Linked DNA regions of Homo sapiens: region 2 is linked to region 1. The links are chromatin loops, found by intact Hi-C in ENCODE. Cell type or tissue: adrenal gland. All regions are shown on one strand.

Evidence for each region. A loop is a pair of places that touch in the nucleus more often than their neighbours do. Peaks named below come from ENCODE experiments on the same cell type or tissue, not always from the same donor. Only the 100,000 strongest peaks of a DNase experiment are listed, where the experiment ranks them.
Region 2: it touches region 1 in a loop (4-fold over the local background); 16 of 110 quality-filtered maps call a loop at or near these places.

The regions. Positions count from the first base shown.
Region 1 is chr4:87,231,596-87,239,595 of GRCh38, forward strand. It overlaps a transcript of KLHL8 not described here. Among named protein-coding and RNA genes, the nearest start is that of KLHL8, 15 kb to the left of the region's middle. RefSeq lists enhancers at 4,118-4,227, 4,202-4,496 and a silencer at 4,318-4,417. In adrenal gland, CTCF peaks have their summits at 4,398 (motif pointing left) and 4,605; a DNase peak (open chromatin) is centred at 4,296; H3K4me3 peaks cover 995 bases; H3K27ac peaks cover 558 bases.
Region 2 is chr4:86,899,661-86,907,660 of GRCh38, forward strand. It overlaps a transcript of C4orf36 not described here. Among named protein-coding and RNA genes, the nearest start is that of C4orf36, 11 kb to the left of the region's middle. In adrenal gland, no CTCF peak of the experiment used is centred here; a DNase peak (open chromatin) is centred at 4,601; H3K4me3 peaks cover 1,057 bases; H3K27ac peaks cover 393 bases.

The DNA.
Region 1 (8,000 bases):
ATACTTCTTTTTTTTTTTTGAGATGGAGTCTCGCTCTGTCACCCAGGCTGGAGTGCAGTGACGCAATCTCAGCTCACTGCAACCTCTGCCTCCCAGGTTCAAGCGATTCTCCTGCCTCAGCTTCCCGAGCAGCTGGGACTACAGGCGTGAACCACCATGCCCAGCCAATTTTTTTAGTTTTTGGTAGAGACGAGGTTTCGCCATGTTGGCCAGGCTGGTCTCGAACTCCTGACCACAAGTGATCTGCCTGCCTCGGCCTCCCAAAGTGCTGAGATTATAGGCGTGAGCCACCATGCCCGGTTGATTGTCCACTTTTATTGTTCACACTATCTCACAGATTTTCTCCTAATGCTTTATTTCTATAACCATGAATCTAACATAAACATACCACATTCTATTGATGACATCTCCCTTTCAAAGCTAATAATTTCTAATATTCAAAAATAATTATACATTTCCTATACTTACTGGTATATGAGGTTAATTATTCTTTATGAGTGTATAAAAAGGATAATTAAATAGAACTGTGCACTTACCTCTGTGTGCTCCTTTCCAAACACATCTCTCTTTCTCCCATAGTAAACACTATCTGAATGTGATATTTATTTTTCTCATGTATTTCTTTGTAGTTGTACCCTATTTGCATTTAGTTTGCATGTGTTTGAAATTTAAATGGACAGAATCATACTGTATGTATCTTTCTCCAATCTGCTTTTCTTATTCTTATTGTATTTGTGAGATTCATCCCTGTTGATACACATGGCTGTGGTTTCTTCATCTTTCACTGCTACATACTATTTCATCATATGAATATACCATAATTTACTCATCTTGTTGATGGATACTTGGATTACTTCCAAGTTTTTTCAATTACAGACAATGCTGCTATGGACACTCGTGTATATGTATAAGGGTACATAGCAAATACAAGAGTTTCTCCAGAAGTGGAATTGCTGGTTTTACAATATGCATGACTTCGATGTAACTAAAAAATGCCAAATTGTCTTCCAAGATTGTCATATCAATGCACACTTTTAAGGTAGTTTTCTGAGGACTCCAGTGATCGTACATTCTGGCCAAGACTTGGTTTTACCAGACTTCTTAATTTATACCAGTGGTAGACATAAAATAGTATCTTGTGGTTTTAATTTTTCCCTAATCTTGTGATCATAATTTGCACTTATCTAGTTATGAATGAGGTTTTAATATGTTTAATATATTTATTACCAATTCAGATCTCCTTTTTGTAAAATCCATGTTCAATTTGTTGGTCCATTTTTCTATTAGGTTTTTTTTTCCAATTAGTTTTTTTTAGGTGTAATTTTTAAATATTCTGAGTAGTAATCTTCTGTACATTATGTGAGTATTAAATATCTTCTTCCAGTTTGTGACTTGTCTTACTTTTTAGTGATATCTTTTGATAATCTTGCTTTCCAATGGTATCTTTTTATTTTTCTTTTTTGAGATGGAGTCTTGCTTTGTCGCCAAGGCTGGGGTGTAGTGACATGATCTTGGCTCACTGCAACCTTCGCCTCCAGGGTTCAAGCAATTCTCCTTGCCTCAGCCTCCCGAGTAGCTGGGATTACAGGCACAGGCCACCATGCCTGGCTAATTTTTTTGTATTTTTAGTAGAGACAGGGTTTTACCATGTTGCCCAGGCTGATCTCAAACTCCAATGGGAGGTAGCTTTTGATTAGAATGTAATCAAACTGACCGGGTGCGTGGCTCATGCCTATAATCCCAGCACTTTGGGAGGCCGAGGCGGGTGGATCACTTGAGGTCAGGAGTTTGAGACCAGCCTAACCAACATGGTGAAACCCCAACAAAAATTAGCTGGGCGTTGTGGCACGCACCTTTATTCCAGCTACTCGGGAGGCTGAGACACGAGAATGGCTTGAATCCGGGAGGCAGAGGTTGCAGTGCGCTGAGACTGTGCACTGTACTCCAACCTGGGCAACAGAGTGAGACTCTCTCAAAAAATAAAAATAAAAGAATGTAAACAAACTGATCAGACTTCACCTATTTACCTAGTGGGTTGAGTTTCTTTTATATCTTCTTTGAGAAATATTTCCTATTTCTGGGACATAACGATATTTTCTTCTAAAATTTTGAATTTTACATTGTATATTTAAATCTTTGGTCTGCCTAGGTTTTTTATAAAATCAATTTTTATCACGTTACCACTTATGCCTACAAAATCTTGATTGAAGATACTTGATAAATATTTTTCCATTTTCTTTTTTCATTCTTTGATTTTCTATTTTAAACAATATTTTAAAAAATACTAATTTCAGGCTAAATGTATCTTTTAGAAGCACTCGACAATGCATTCTTTGTCATTGTTTAGACATTACATAAACTACCAAAAATGCAAGTGAGCCAACTATTTGTCACAATCAGTGTTCACTTATTGGATGAAGAACTACATTTAGAGTAGAATGAGTTCTGGGTCCATACTGTAGATGTAGAGATACTTTAAAGTACAATCATAAATCACATAAGGATGTTTTGGTCAACAAAGGACTGCATGTATGGGTGGTGTCATAAGATTATAGTGCAGCTGGCTGGGTGTGGTGGCTCACGCCTGTAACCCAAGCACTTTGGGAGGCCAAGGTGGGCGGATCACAAGGTCAAGAGATTGAGACCATCCTGACCAACATGGTAAAACTGCATCTCTACTAAAAAATACAAAAATTAGCTGGGCGTGGTGGTGCACACCTGTAGTCCCAGCTACTCAGGAGGCTGAGGCAGGAGAATTGCTTGAACCTGGGAGGCAGAGGTTGCACTGAGCGGAGGTCGTACCACTGCACTCAGCCTGGCAACAGAGTGAGTCTCTGTCTCAAAAAAAAAAAAAAAGATTATAGTGGAGCTGAAAAATTCCTATCCCTTAGTGACGTCATAGCCATGATAATGTCCTGCACAACGCATTACTCAAGCTCATGTGCATATTGTGATGTTGGTGTAAACAAACCTACTGTGTTGCCAGTGGTATAAAAGTATAGCAGATACAATTATGTATATTCTATAATACTTGATAAGAAATGACTATGTTACTGGTTTATTTACTATACTTTTTATTGCTATTTTAGAGTATACTCCTACTTATTTCAAAAAAAGTTAACCATAAAACAGCCTGGGGCAGGTCCTCCAGGAGGTATTCCAGAAGAAGGTATTGTTATCATAGAGATGACAACTCCATGTGGGTTATTGCCCCGGAAGACTTTCCCAGTGGGGCAAGATGTGGAGATGAAGACAGTGATATTGACGATCCTGACACTGTGTAGTCCTAGGCTAATGTGTGCTTGTGTCTTCGTTTTTAACCAACAGTTTAAAAAGAAAAGAAAAGAATAAAAAAGCTTAAAGAATACAGATACAAAGAAAGAAAATATTTTTGAATGGCTGTACAGTGTGTTCTAAAGTTTATAAAGTTTATAAAGTAAAATAATTACAGTAAGCTAGGGTTGGTTTATTACCAGAGAAAGAATAAATATTTGAATAAATAAATATATTTTATTTATAGTGTAGCCTGACTGTACAGTGTTTGTAAAGTCTACATAGTGTACAGTAATGTCCTAGGCCTTCACATTCACTCACCACTCACTCCCTGACTCACCCAGAGCAACTTCCAGTCCTGCATGCTCCATTGAGGGTAAGTGCCCTATACAAGTATCATTTTTTATCTTTTATACCGTATTTTTAGTGTACCTTTCCTACGTTTAGGTACACAAATACCACCGTATTCTAGTTGCCTACAGTATTCAGTCCAGTAACATGCCATGTGGGTTTGTAGCCTAGGAGCAGTAGGCTAGACCATATAGCCTAGGTGTGTAGTAGGCTATACCATCTAGGCTTGTATAAGCACATTCCCTGATGTTCACAAGACAAAGTGATGCATTTCTCAGAATCTTGTTAAGTAACACATGGCTGTATTTGAGGTGCCAAATGAAGAAAGTATAAAAATATCCCTTTGTCATCATTTGAGATGAATTGAATAAACTACACTTTGGGGGGCAGGGTGGAGAAAAAGCATAATTGTTATCATTTAATCGTCACCTAGCATGATCTCTATAGCTAATCAAGCATTGAAAATTATCCTCTATATTTCATATTTAAATATGACCTGCTGAATTGAATATGGAGAGGTGTGATAAAATGCAGAATATCTCTCAAACCCTATCAGCTCCTAATACAACCCGAGGGGTAAACAGGACCTTTCAATGACTTGGCACCAGAAGGATTAGGCCAAAACACAAGTCTTTGGGATGAGAGCGGAGAGGTTGCGGGCCGCGGGGCGGGTCGGTGGGGAGGAGGGTGCGGGGGAAGGGGGAATCGAAGGCGCCATTGGAAACGTTGTAAAATGCTTGGAGCGCCCTCTGCTGGAATATATTGGTAAAACAGCAGTAGTGACGAAGCGCTCTGCCTCCAAGTTGGTAGAAATAGAAACCAAAAAAAGCGAATGAAATGGCTCTTTCTTAAAGTAAGCCTTGACACGAGGTTCAAACAACAGTAGCCTTTCTTCTAGAGTTTTATGTAAGATTTGTCACTTTTCCTTCTACCTTAAAATATCTGCCTTATACCAGGAAAAAGTATGAATTTGATTTCTTTTTCCTTTTCCTTTTTTTTTTTTTTTTGAGACGGAGTCTCGCTCTGTAGCCCAGGCTGGAGTGCAGTGGGGCGATCTCGGCTCACCGCAACCTCCGCCTCCCAGGTTCAAGTGATTCTCCTGCCTCAGCCTCCTGAGTAGCTGGGACTACAGGGGCGCACCACCATGCCCGGCAAATTTTTGTATTTTTGGTAGAGACGGGATTTCACTATGTTGGCCACACTGGTCTTGAACTCCTGACCTTATGATCTGCCCGCCTCGGCCTTCCAAAGTGCTGAGATTGCAGGCGTGAGCCACTGTGCCGGCCTATGAATTTGATTTCTTAATAGACACCTTAAGGGAGGCAACCTCAAGGAAGGGCATAACATCACTTTAGAACACTAAGGACTGAAAATTTCATTACAGCCCAGACTTTTATTCATTGCGTACCTTTTGAAAAGTCATTTAATTTATCTGTACTGTGTCTTTTTTTTTTTTTTTTTTTTAGATGGAGTCTCACTCTGTCACCCAGGCTGGAGTGCAGTGACACAATCTCAGCTCACTGCAAACTCTACCTCCCGGGTTCAAGCGTTTCTCCTGCCTCAGCCTCCCAAGTAGCTGGGATTACAGGCGTGCACCACCAAGCCCGGCTAATTTTGTATTTTTAGTAGAGACGGGGTTTCTCTATGTTGGTCAGGCTGGTCTCGAACTCCTGACCTCAGGTGAGCCACTCGCTTCGGTCTCCCAAAGTGCTGAGATTACAGGCGCGAGCCACGGCACCTAGTCTGTATTGTGTCTAAAATGAAGATGACAATAACAATCTCAAACACTTTGACAGCGGGAAGTTTCACAACAGATGTGAAACAAAATTCCTAAGTGCCACATGTCCTTCCCATAGCTAAAAATCCCAGAACTGGCCAGCAGCCATGTTCCCAGATGAACACCGTATTGAGTCCCAGTCACTGTGTCAGGCCTGAGAATATGGTTCTCATCCTCCCAGAACTCCCAATCCAACTGTCTGCTGGGGAAGACACTATAATAATGCAAATAACAGCAATAAAACACGGAAAGAAGAATGTATTGGAAGATTATAAGGACACATACTTTTCTAGATAATCAGAGAAGTCTTCAAAGAAAAGCTGTATTTGAGCTGGGTCTTAAATAAATAATGAGATACTTGCCAATACAATGCATATTTTTTTCCTTAAAATTGTTTAACTGTTATCAGTAGAAACTAAAAACAAAACAAAACAAAATGTGTTTTTTCAACATAATAAATAACAGAAAATTAGCCTAGTTCTAGTTTATTTCACTGGAAGTCTTAACAAACAACATACTGATGCAGTCATTGATTAAATAAACAAATCATAGCCAGGCACAGTGGCTCACACCTGTAATTCCAGCACTTTGGGAGGCCAAACAGGCAGATTGCACGAGCCCAGGAGTTAGAGACCAGTTTGGCAACATAGTGAAACTCTGTCTCTACTAAAAATACAAAAATTAGCTGAGTATGGTGGCATGCACCTGTGGTCCCAGCTACTCAGGAGGCTGAGGTGGGAGGATAACTTGAGCCTGGGAGGCAGAGGTTGCAGTGGCACAATCTTGGCTCACTGCACTTCAGTTTGGGTGACAGAGTGAGACCCTGTCCCTAATAATAATAATACAGATTTGACACTGATAATAATAATGAGTTCTGTTTTTGCTACCTTTTCAGAAAAACATATCTAAACATATCTGTGTTCTGTTAATGTGTTTTAGTGTTATATCATTTTTTTTAAGACGGAGTCTTGCTGTGTCGCCCAGGCTGGAGTGCAGTGGCACAATCTCAGCTCACTGCAACCTCCTTCTCCTGAGTTCAAGCAATTCTTTTGCCTCAGCCTCCTGAGTAGCTGGGATGACAGGCGTGCACAACCATGCTGGGCTAATTTTTGTATTTTTAGTAGAGACAGGGTTTCACCATGTTGGCCAGGCTGGTCTCAAACTCGTGATCTCATGATCCACCCACCTCGGCCTCCCAAAGTCCTGGGATTACAGGCGTGAACGTCCACGCTCAGCCTACATCTTATATTCCATGCATTTCTTATATTTCCTGGATTTCTCACCAAGCATATTTGTAGAGAAGAAGAAAAAAGAGAAAATCATTTTTGAAAATATTTGTTATGTATTTTCATAAAGCATTTAAGTCAGCACTGTGTAATAGAACTTTTTGTGATAATGAAAATGTTCTTGGCCAGGCATGGTGGTGGCTCATAACTATAATCCTAGCACTTTGGTAGATCCAAGTTGGAAGATAGCTTGAGCCCAGGAGTTCAAGACCAGCCTAGCAAGACCCTGTCACACACACAAAAAAGTTCTATATCTGTTCTTTTTAATAATGTAGTTATTGGTCACATGTGACTATTGAGCACTTGAAATGGGCCTAGTTTAACACTGAGAAAGAAAATTGTTAATTTTATTTAATACAAATTGTCATATGTGGCTAGTAGCTACCAAAATGGACAGGAGAAAAGTAAAGTTATCATTGGAAAAATAAAAAATGTATTGGACTTATTTGTATTTATTTTAATGAAAGCTTAATATTATTTTGATCTGGAAATACATATGATAGAAGGAATCATGACTTTTCAGTGCTCAAGCATCCATAATTTTTACCCTGGTCCTGTATAAATTGGCTCCATGAGATAATGTAATTTTTCATGCTATCTGCCTATATTTTATCATTAAGTTATTGTGAACTGTAACAATTAGCAGTCAAATTTACCATTCCATTTGGTCTCTCTAGTGACTTTTTTTCCACGTAAATATTGTTTCGAGACACCTATTTTAAATTCAACACATTCTATTATATTTTTTAAAAATGCAGATTCCCCAGAGCTCTGGATTCTTTTGTCTTCAATACAATATATACCTTTTTCGCACTCAGTAAGGTTCTTCTCTAAGTAGTAGTGTTCAATAAATATTTGTGATTAAATATGTGAAATTTAACTTATTTTAAGATAAGTGGAGAGTATAGTAGATAGAAGAGTTCCTTCAAAAGACACTCTAGCGTTTCTTTAAAAGCCTGGAAGATATAGTAGGTGCGCAGTAAATATTTGTTTGCTTGATGAATGAATAAAGTTGTGACTCTTTAAAGACATTCAAGTGGGAAATGGAGCAGGGCTTGGAAAGGAGACCCCAGGGAGAGGCTCCAGTGCGCCTGTTAAGAATCTGACTCCATCTGATGTGTAATACAGACTTGGCAGGAGCAAAGCTCCGTTATTTCCCAGTACCTCTCTCCAAGCTTGGCTGTTTATTGAATCATAAGAATTAAGGAACATGCGCACTTCTAATAAGTGAAAAGTTCAGTAGTTCCTCTCTGCTTGATAATAGATCAGAGAAAAGGTGATGAGGTGGATAAGGCCAAGCTTTACCTCTGGGT
Region 2 (8,000 bases), 330 kb before region 1:
AAATCTAAAAATATATACATATTAGCCAAACATGGTGGTGCCTGCCTGTAGTCCCAGCTACTCAGGAGGCTGAGGTGGGAAGATCACTTGAGCCTGAGAGACAGAAGTTGCTGTGAGCCAAGATAGTGCCTCTGCAGTCCAGCATGGGAAATAGAGCGAGCCCCTGTCTCAAATAAATAAAATTTCATGAAACTGGACATGTTCAGAATAATACTTCAAATTCCAGAAAATGCTTTACATTTTGCAAAGTGTGAGTCTTTAAAAGAAGACTTGAAACCCCACAAGCAGAGTGTGACAATTAATGACTTTGTAGTAAGTTTCATTAAAAACTAGTACTGGTCTTACAACTCTAGCCAAAATGTAGGTGTGATAGGCAGCTTTTTTTTTTTTTCTGAGACTGAGTCTCACTCTGCCGCCCAGGCTGGAGTGCAGTGGCACAATTTCAGCTCACTGCAACCTCCGCCTCCTGGGTTCAAGCAACTCTCCTCCCTCAGCCTCCCGTGTAGCTGGGACTACAGGCGCCTGCCACACCTGGCTAATTTTTGTATTTTTAGTAGAGACAGGGTTTCACCATGTTGGCCAGGCTGGTCTTGAACTCCTGACCTCAAATGATCCACCCACCTCAGCCTCCCAAATTGCTGGGATTACAGGAGTGAGCCACCGCACCTGGCAGTAGGCAGAATTCTAAGATGGTTCCTGTTACTGGGAGATTTGTATCCCTGGTCCCCAAAATTAATGTGTTGAGATCCTAAACCCCAGTATCTCAGACTGTGACTTTATTTGAAGATAGGGCCTTTCAAAGAGGTAATTAGGGTAAAATAAGGTCACAGGGGTGGGTCCTAATCCAATATGACTGGTGTTCTTATAAAACAAGATTAGGACACAGAAATGCAAGAGCAAAGACCATGTGCATTACAAAAAGGCCAGACCCCTCTTTCTCTGGCCAGGTTGGTTAAGACACACACTCTTGCCCTGACCTTGGCTCCCTCCATGGTTTTGGAATCTAAAGCTGGTGAGTCGAAGAAGCAGGGAGAGTAGAGAAGCTGCCCGCCCATGATGCCTGAAATCAGGCTGGACTTCAACACCAGGATAAAGGCATGCCATAGCTAACAGCACAGTGAGGGAGTCAGATGCATGGGCCCTGCTACCAAACTGCCTGGGTTTGGATCCCTGCACCACCTCTGACAAGCTATGTATCTGATGCTAGATATCCTAGCAACAGACAGGTAAATCTTGGACATTACAATTTTCCTCAACACAGCAGAGTGAGCTGTTCAAATTGTAAGCCAGATCATGTCTGTCTGCTCAAATCCTGCAGTGGTTCCTTTTTTTTTTTTTTTTTGACATGGAATCTTGCCCTGTCACCCAGGCTGGAGTGCAGCAGTGCAATCTCGGCTCACCACAACCTCTGTCTCCTGGGTTCAAGTGATTCTCGCGCTTCAGCCTCCCAAGTAGCTGGGGTTACAGGCACATGCCACCACACCCGGCTAATTTTTGTATTTTTAGTACAGATGGGGTTTCACCATGTTGGCCAGGCTGGTCTCGAACTGACTTCAAGTGAGCCACCTGCCTCGGCCTCCCAAAGTGCTGGGAATACAGGCATAAGCCACTGAGCCCGGCCAATGGTTCTCTTTTCATTCAGAGAAAACAACCGAAGTCCTCACAGTGACCCACAGATCATATCTGATCTCTTCTCTCTGTCTCTCTCACTCACACTCACACACACAGCTTTTATTTATTTTTATTTATTTATTTTTTATTTTTTGAGACGGAGTCTCTATCTGTCGCCCAGGCTGGAGTCCAGTGGCGCGATCTCGGCTCACTGCAAGCTCCACCTCTCAGGTTCACACTGTTTTCCTGCCTCAGCCTCCCAAGTAGCTGGGACTACAGGCACCCGCCACCGCACCCGGCTAATTTTTTTTTTGTATTTTTAGTAGAGATGGGGTTTCACCATGTTAGCCAGGATGGTCTCGATTTCCTGACCTCGTGATCTGCCCGCCTCGGCCTCCCAAAGTGCTGGGATTACAGGCGTGAGCAACCGCGCCCGGCCACACACAGCTTTTATAACCTCCACTCATACCAATCTTCATTTGCTTGCTCTGCTTTTCCCTCCATGACCTTCGTGCTCTTTCTTAAGCCTGCCCAGCATACTCCCACCTGCTATGGGTTGAATTGTGTCCCCTAAAAAGATATGTTGAAGTCCTAACTCCCTATACATGCTATACATGTGAATGTGACCTTGTTTAAAAATAGGGTCTTTGCAAATGACCATCTAATCAGGCCAACTTTGCAGGTGACCTCATCTAATCAGGTTTAGAATAGGCCCTAAATCTAATCTCTAGTGTACTTATGACACATATAGATACACAGAAAGAACACCATGTGACCATAGAGGCGAGCCTGGAGCAATGTGTCCACAAGCCAAGGAATGCTAGGGGTTGCTCACAAGGATCAGAAGGTAAAAGAAATAAGGAATTACTCCAGGTGTGGTGGCTCATGCCTGTAATCTCAGCACTTTGGGAGGCCAAAGCGAAAGGATTGTTTGAGCTCAGGAATTCAAGACCAGCCTGGGCAACGTAGTGAAACCCCATCTCTTTTACAAAAAAATTAAAAATTAGCTGGGCATGGTGGTATGCACCTGTTCCCAGCTACTCAGAAGGCTGAGGCAGGGGGATCTCTTGAGCCCAGAAGATCAAGGCTGCAGTGAGCTATGATCGTGCCACTGCAACTCCAACCTGGGCAACAGAATGAGACTCTCAAAAAAAAAAAAAAAAAAAAAAAAGAAAGAAAGAAAGAAAAAAAAGGGAATGAACAGACTCTCTTCAGAGCCTCCAAAAAAGCACCAATACTGCTGACACCTTGATTTCAGACTTATAGCCTCCAGGACTGGGAGAGAACAAATTTCCATTGTGAATCCCCCAGCGTGGTACCTTGGGAAACTAATACACCACCACCTGCCTTTACCTTAGCTGTTCCTACTACCTGCAACATCCATCTTCCAAACATCCAGATAACTTGCCCACCTCCGTCAAGGCTTTGCCAAGTACCCTTTTCAAAACTGCTGCTTCTGACACCTGTGCTGACAACCCCCTTACCCTGCTCTAATCTATTTCAGCACTTATCACCTTCTAACATCCTATAGTTTATTATGTTTATTGTTTTGATCATCATCTATTGTTAGAATTTGAGCTCCGTAATCATATGGAATCTTTATTTCTTTCACTGAGGACCCTGTATGCCAAACAGTGTAATAAAAAAAAATAAAGAACAGTGAATATCATGAAAGACAAGACAGTGGTTACCTTTGAAGGGAGAGAGGGGGCTGTGATTTGGAAGGTACATGGTGGCTTCTGACTTGCAGGCAGTGTTCTATTTCTTAACCTGGTTAGCAGCTTTAGAGATAATTGCCTTCTCATTATTTGTTAAACTGTACATTTATGTTTATGCATCTTTCCTTGTGTGCTATTTTCACAAGAAAAGGAAGCCTCAAGAATTTTCACATTTCTTCCATGAGGAAAGGGAGATTTATTGCTTTAAAATATTGTTTATAAAAATGTTGTAAGTGGCCAGGCCCGGTGGCTTGGCTCACGCCTGTAATCCTAGCACTTTGGGAGGCCGAGGCCGGTGGATCACGAGGTCAAGAGATCGAGACCATCCTGGACAACATGATGAAACCCCCTATCTACTAAAAAATATAAAAATTAGCTGGGTGTGGTGGTGCACACCTGTAGACCCAGTGTCCCCGTAATCAGTCGGTTCTTGGTCTCGCTGAATGAAGCCACAGACCCTTATGGTGAATGTCACAGCTCTTAAAAGCAGCGCATCTGGAATTGTTCATTCCTTCCAGTAGGTTCGTGGTCTCGCTGGCTTCAGGAGTGAAGCTGCAGACCTTCATGGTGAGTGTTACAGCTCCTAAAGGTGGCGCAGGCCCAAAGAGAAAGCAGCAACAACATTTATTCCAAAGATCAAAAGAACAAAGCTCCCATACCATCGAAGACAACCCAAGCAAGTTGCCGCTGCTTGCTCTGGTGGCCTGCCTTTATTCCCTTATCTGACCCTACCCACATCCTGCTGATTGGTCCATTTTACAGAGAGCTGATTGGCCCATTTTACAGAGAGCTGATGGGTCCGTTTTGACAGGGTGCTGATTGGTGCGTTTATAAACCTTGAGCTAGACAGAGTGGTGATTGGTGCATTTACAATTACTTAGCTAGACACAAAATTTCTCCAAGTCCCCACTGACTAGCTAGACACAGAGCGCTGATTGGTGCGTTTACAAACCTTTAGCTAGACACAGAGCGCTGATTGGTGCGTTCACAAACCTCTAGCTAGACACAGAGTGCTGACTGGTGCATTTACAATCCTTTAGCTAGGCTGAAAAGTTCTCCAAGTCCCCACCCATCCCAGAAGCCCAGCCAGCTTCACCTCTCACTGGCACGCTGGCACTCGCCGGGACTTTGCGTCACCCAGCCTGGGCACTCCGGTAGCCCAGAAGGAGCTCATCCCGAGATCAAGCCCAGCAGGAACCGGCCGCCGCGCCCAGTGCGGGGCCAGCCGAGCCTGCGCCCACCCGGAACCCGCGCCGGCTAGCGAGCGCCTTGCGCAGCCCTGGCTCCGCCCGCGCGTTTCTCTTCACACTTCCCCGCGAGCACAGGGAGCCGGCTCCGGCCTCGGCCAGCCCCAGAGAGGGGCCCTCATAGCGCAGCGGCGGGCTGAAGGGCTCCTCGAGTGCGACCAGAGCGGACGCCAAGGCCGAGGAGGCGCGGAGAGTGAGCGAGGGCTGGTAACACGTTGTCACCTCTCACCAGCAACTCAGGAGGCTGAGGCAGGGTAATCGCTTGAACCTCGGAGGGGGAGGTTGCAGTGAGCCAAGATCGCGCCACTGCACTCCAGCCTGGCGACAGAGCAAGACTCTGTCTCAAAAAAAAAAAAAAAAAAAAAAAAAGTTGTAAGCTGGCAGCAGTGGTGTACACCTGTAGTCCCGCCTACTCAAAAGGCTGAGGCAGGAGAATTGATTGAGCCCCGGAGTTCAAGGTCAGCCTGGGCCGCATAAAAAGGCCGCATCTCTAAATAATAATAATAATAATTGTAAGTTCAATGATTACAGATTCGAAAAGTACACTTGGAGTTCATAATTCTCCAAAAGAGAAGCTACAAAGCAGCAACATGCCACACGTAGCTGCTGTTAAGGACTGAATTGTGCCCCCTCAAAATTCATTCGTTGAAGCCCTAACCCCTAATGTAATTATATTTGAAGATAAGGCCTTTAAGGAGGTAATTAAGACTAAATGAGGGGCGGTTGCGGTAACTCACGCCTGTAATCCCAACATTTTGAGAGGCTGAGGTGGGCGGATGGCTTGAGCCCAGGAGTTCGAGACCAGTCTAGGCAACATAATGAGACCCCGTCTCTACTAAAATATTTTAAAATTAGGCTGGGCACAGTGGCTCATGCCTGCAATCCCAGCACTTTGGGAAGCCGAGGCAGGCGGATCATTTGAGGTCAGGAGTTTGAGACCAGCCTGGTCAACATGGTGAAATTCTGTCTCTACTAAAAATACAAAAAAAAAAAAAAGGTAGCTAGGCATGGTGGCACATGCCTGTCGTCCTTGCTACTCAGGAAGCTGAGGCAGGAGAATCACTTGAACCCGGGAAGTGGAAGTTGCAGTGAGCCGAGATCACACCACTGCACTCCAGCCTGGGCAACAGAGACTCCATCTCGAAATAAATAAATAAATAAATAAAATAGCCAGATGTGGCAGTTGCGTGCCTGTAGTCCCAGGTACTTGGGAGGCTGAGGTGGGAGGATTGCTTGAGCCCCAGAGATTAAGGCTGCAGAGAGCTATGATGGCACCATTGCACTCTAGCTTGGGTGACAGAGCAAGATCCTGTCTCAAGGAAGAAAAGAAACCTTGCATCTGGTATGAAATGTTAGACAGAGTTTTGGGGTAGAGTTGGGAAGACAAGTGGTGATCTGAGGTTGGCCCCAGAAAAACCACAGTCCCCATTATCCAGGAAGATGGTTCTGAACACCACTTAGGCTTCTGAGGTCCTTTTTTTTTTTTTTTCTTTTTTTTTGAGACATAGTCTCGCTCTGTTGCCCAGGCTGGAGTGCAATGGCACAATCTTGGCTCACTGCAACCTCTGTCTCCAAGGTTCAAGCAATTCTGCCTCAGCCTCCCGAGTACCTGGGATTACAGGCACCCACCATCACGCCCAGCTGACTTTTCTATTTGTATTTTTAGTAGAGACAGGGTTTCACCATATTGGCCAGACTAGTCTTGAACTCCTGACCTCAAGTTATCCACCTACCTTGGCTTCCCAAAGTGCTGGGATTACCCACGTGAGCCACCGCTCCTGGCCCTGAGGTTCTGATTCCTGTTTGATGAACCTGAAGATGATTAGTCAGCAAACCGGGGCTAGGTGGGATGGGCCCATCAGTAATCCTGACTACCTCAGAGGGCATAAGGGCCACTGACCTTCAGAACTCAGCCATTTCCCGGGATATGCTCAGATCCGCAATAAACTGGGAACAAATTCTAATGATTAGGAAGGATTTTAAAATCAATGTTTATTAAAGAGGAGGGCCCTGCATGTTTCTATTTCTCTCTACAGAGAGCTTTTATGGCCTTTAATGTAGAGTAGATTGAACAATACTTCTCAGAGGAAGCTCTCTGGAATCCATAAGAATTAAGTGGGGAATGACGTTAAAATGCATATTACCAGGCTCTGACCTCAAATATTCGGATTCAGATAGTATGGGCCAGGGATCAAGAATCAGCTTTTTAGGCCAGGCATGGTGGCTTAGGCCTGTAATCTCAGCATTTTGGGAGGCCAAGGCAGGCAGATTGCTTGAGGCCCGGAGTTCGAGACCAGCCTGGGCAACATGGCAAAACCTAATCTCTACCAAAAACACAAAAATTAGCTGGGTGTGGTGGTGCATGTCTGTAATCCCAGCTTCTTGGGAGGCTGAGGCATGAGAATTGCTTGAACTGGGGAGGAGGTGAAGGTTGCAGGGAGTTGAGATCGCATCGCTACACTCCAGCCTGGGCAACACAGCAAGACGGTCTCAAAAAAAAAAAAAAAAAAAAAAAAGAATTGGCTGGGCACGGTGCCTCACACCTGTAATCCCAGCACTTTGGGAGGCCAAGGCAGGCAGATCACTTGAGGTCAGGAATTTGAGGCCAGCCTGGCCAACATGGCAAAACCCCATCTCTACTAAAAATACAAAAATTAGCCAGGCATGGTAGTGCACACCTGTAATCCCAACTACTAGGGAGGCTGAGGCAGGAGAATTGCTTGAACCCAGGGGGCGGAGGTTGCAGTGAGCCAAGATTGCACCACTGCACTCCTGCCTTGGTGACAGAGCAAGACTCCATCTCAAAAATAAATAAATAAATATTAAAATAAAAATTTAAAAAAAGAATCAGCTTTTTACAAGTAAGTGTTTAAGGTGATTCTCTGTCAGATGTTTTTAGACATTTCTCCAAGAGTGGCCCAGAGACCACTGGTGTGAGATGATCACTTAGAGTCTTGTGAAAAATACAAATTTCCTAGACATCCTGAATTTTAGTAGGGAAAAGGGCGATAGGGAGTGGAGCCCAGGATTCTGCATTTTAAAGAGGCTTCCCAGTTAAAAGTTTACTGGCAAATGTTAAGAACCACCTGCCTAGGGAATAATAAAATGTTCTCTTGGAGAGGAGGGAGGGGATCAGGAAAAATATTATAACTAGATATAATGGATACTAGGCTTAATAGCAGGGTGATGAAATAATCTGTGTACCAAACCCCCATGACACATGTAACAAACCTTCACATCCTACACATGAACCCCTGAACTTAAAATAGAAGTTGAAAAAAATGTTGTCTTGAATGGGCCATGACCTGGAAGATCTGTTTCTGCTAAATCTCATTAAGCTACTTTGGGGGTATTTTCATGAGGAAACACAACACAAAGACTCAAGGGAGGAATGAAAAAGAGACAGGGCACTGTTTAAGGACAG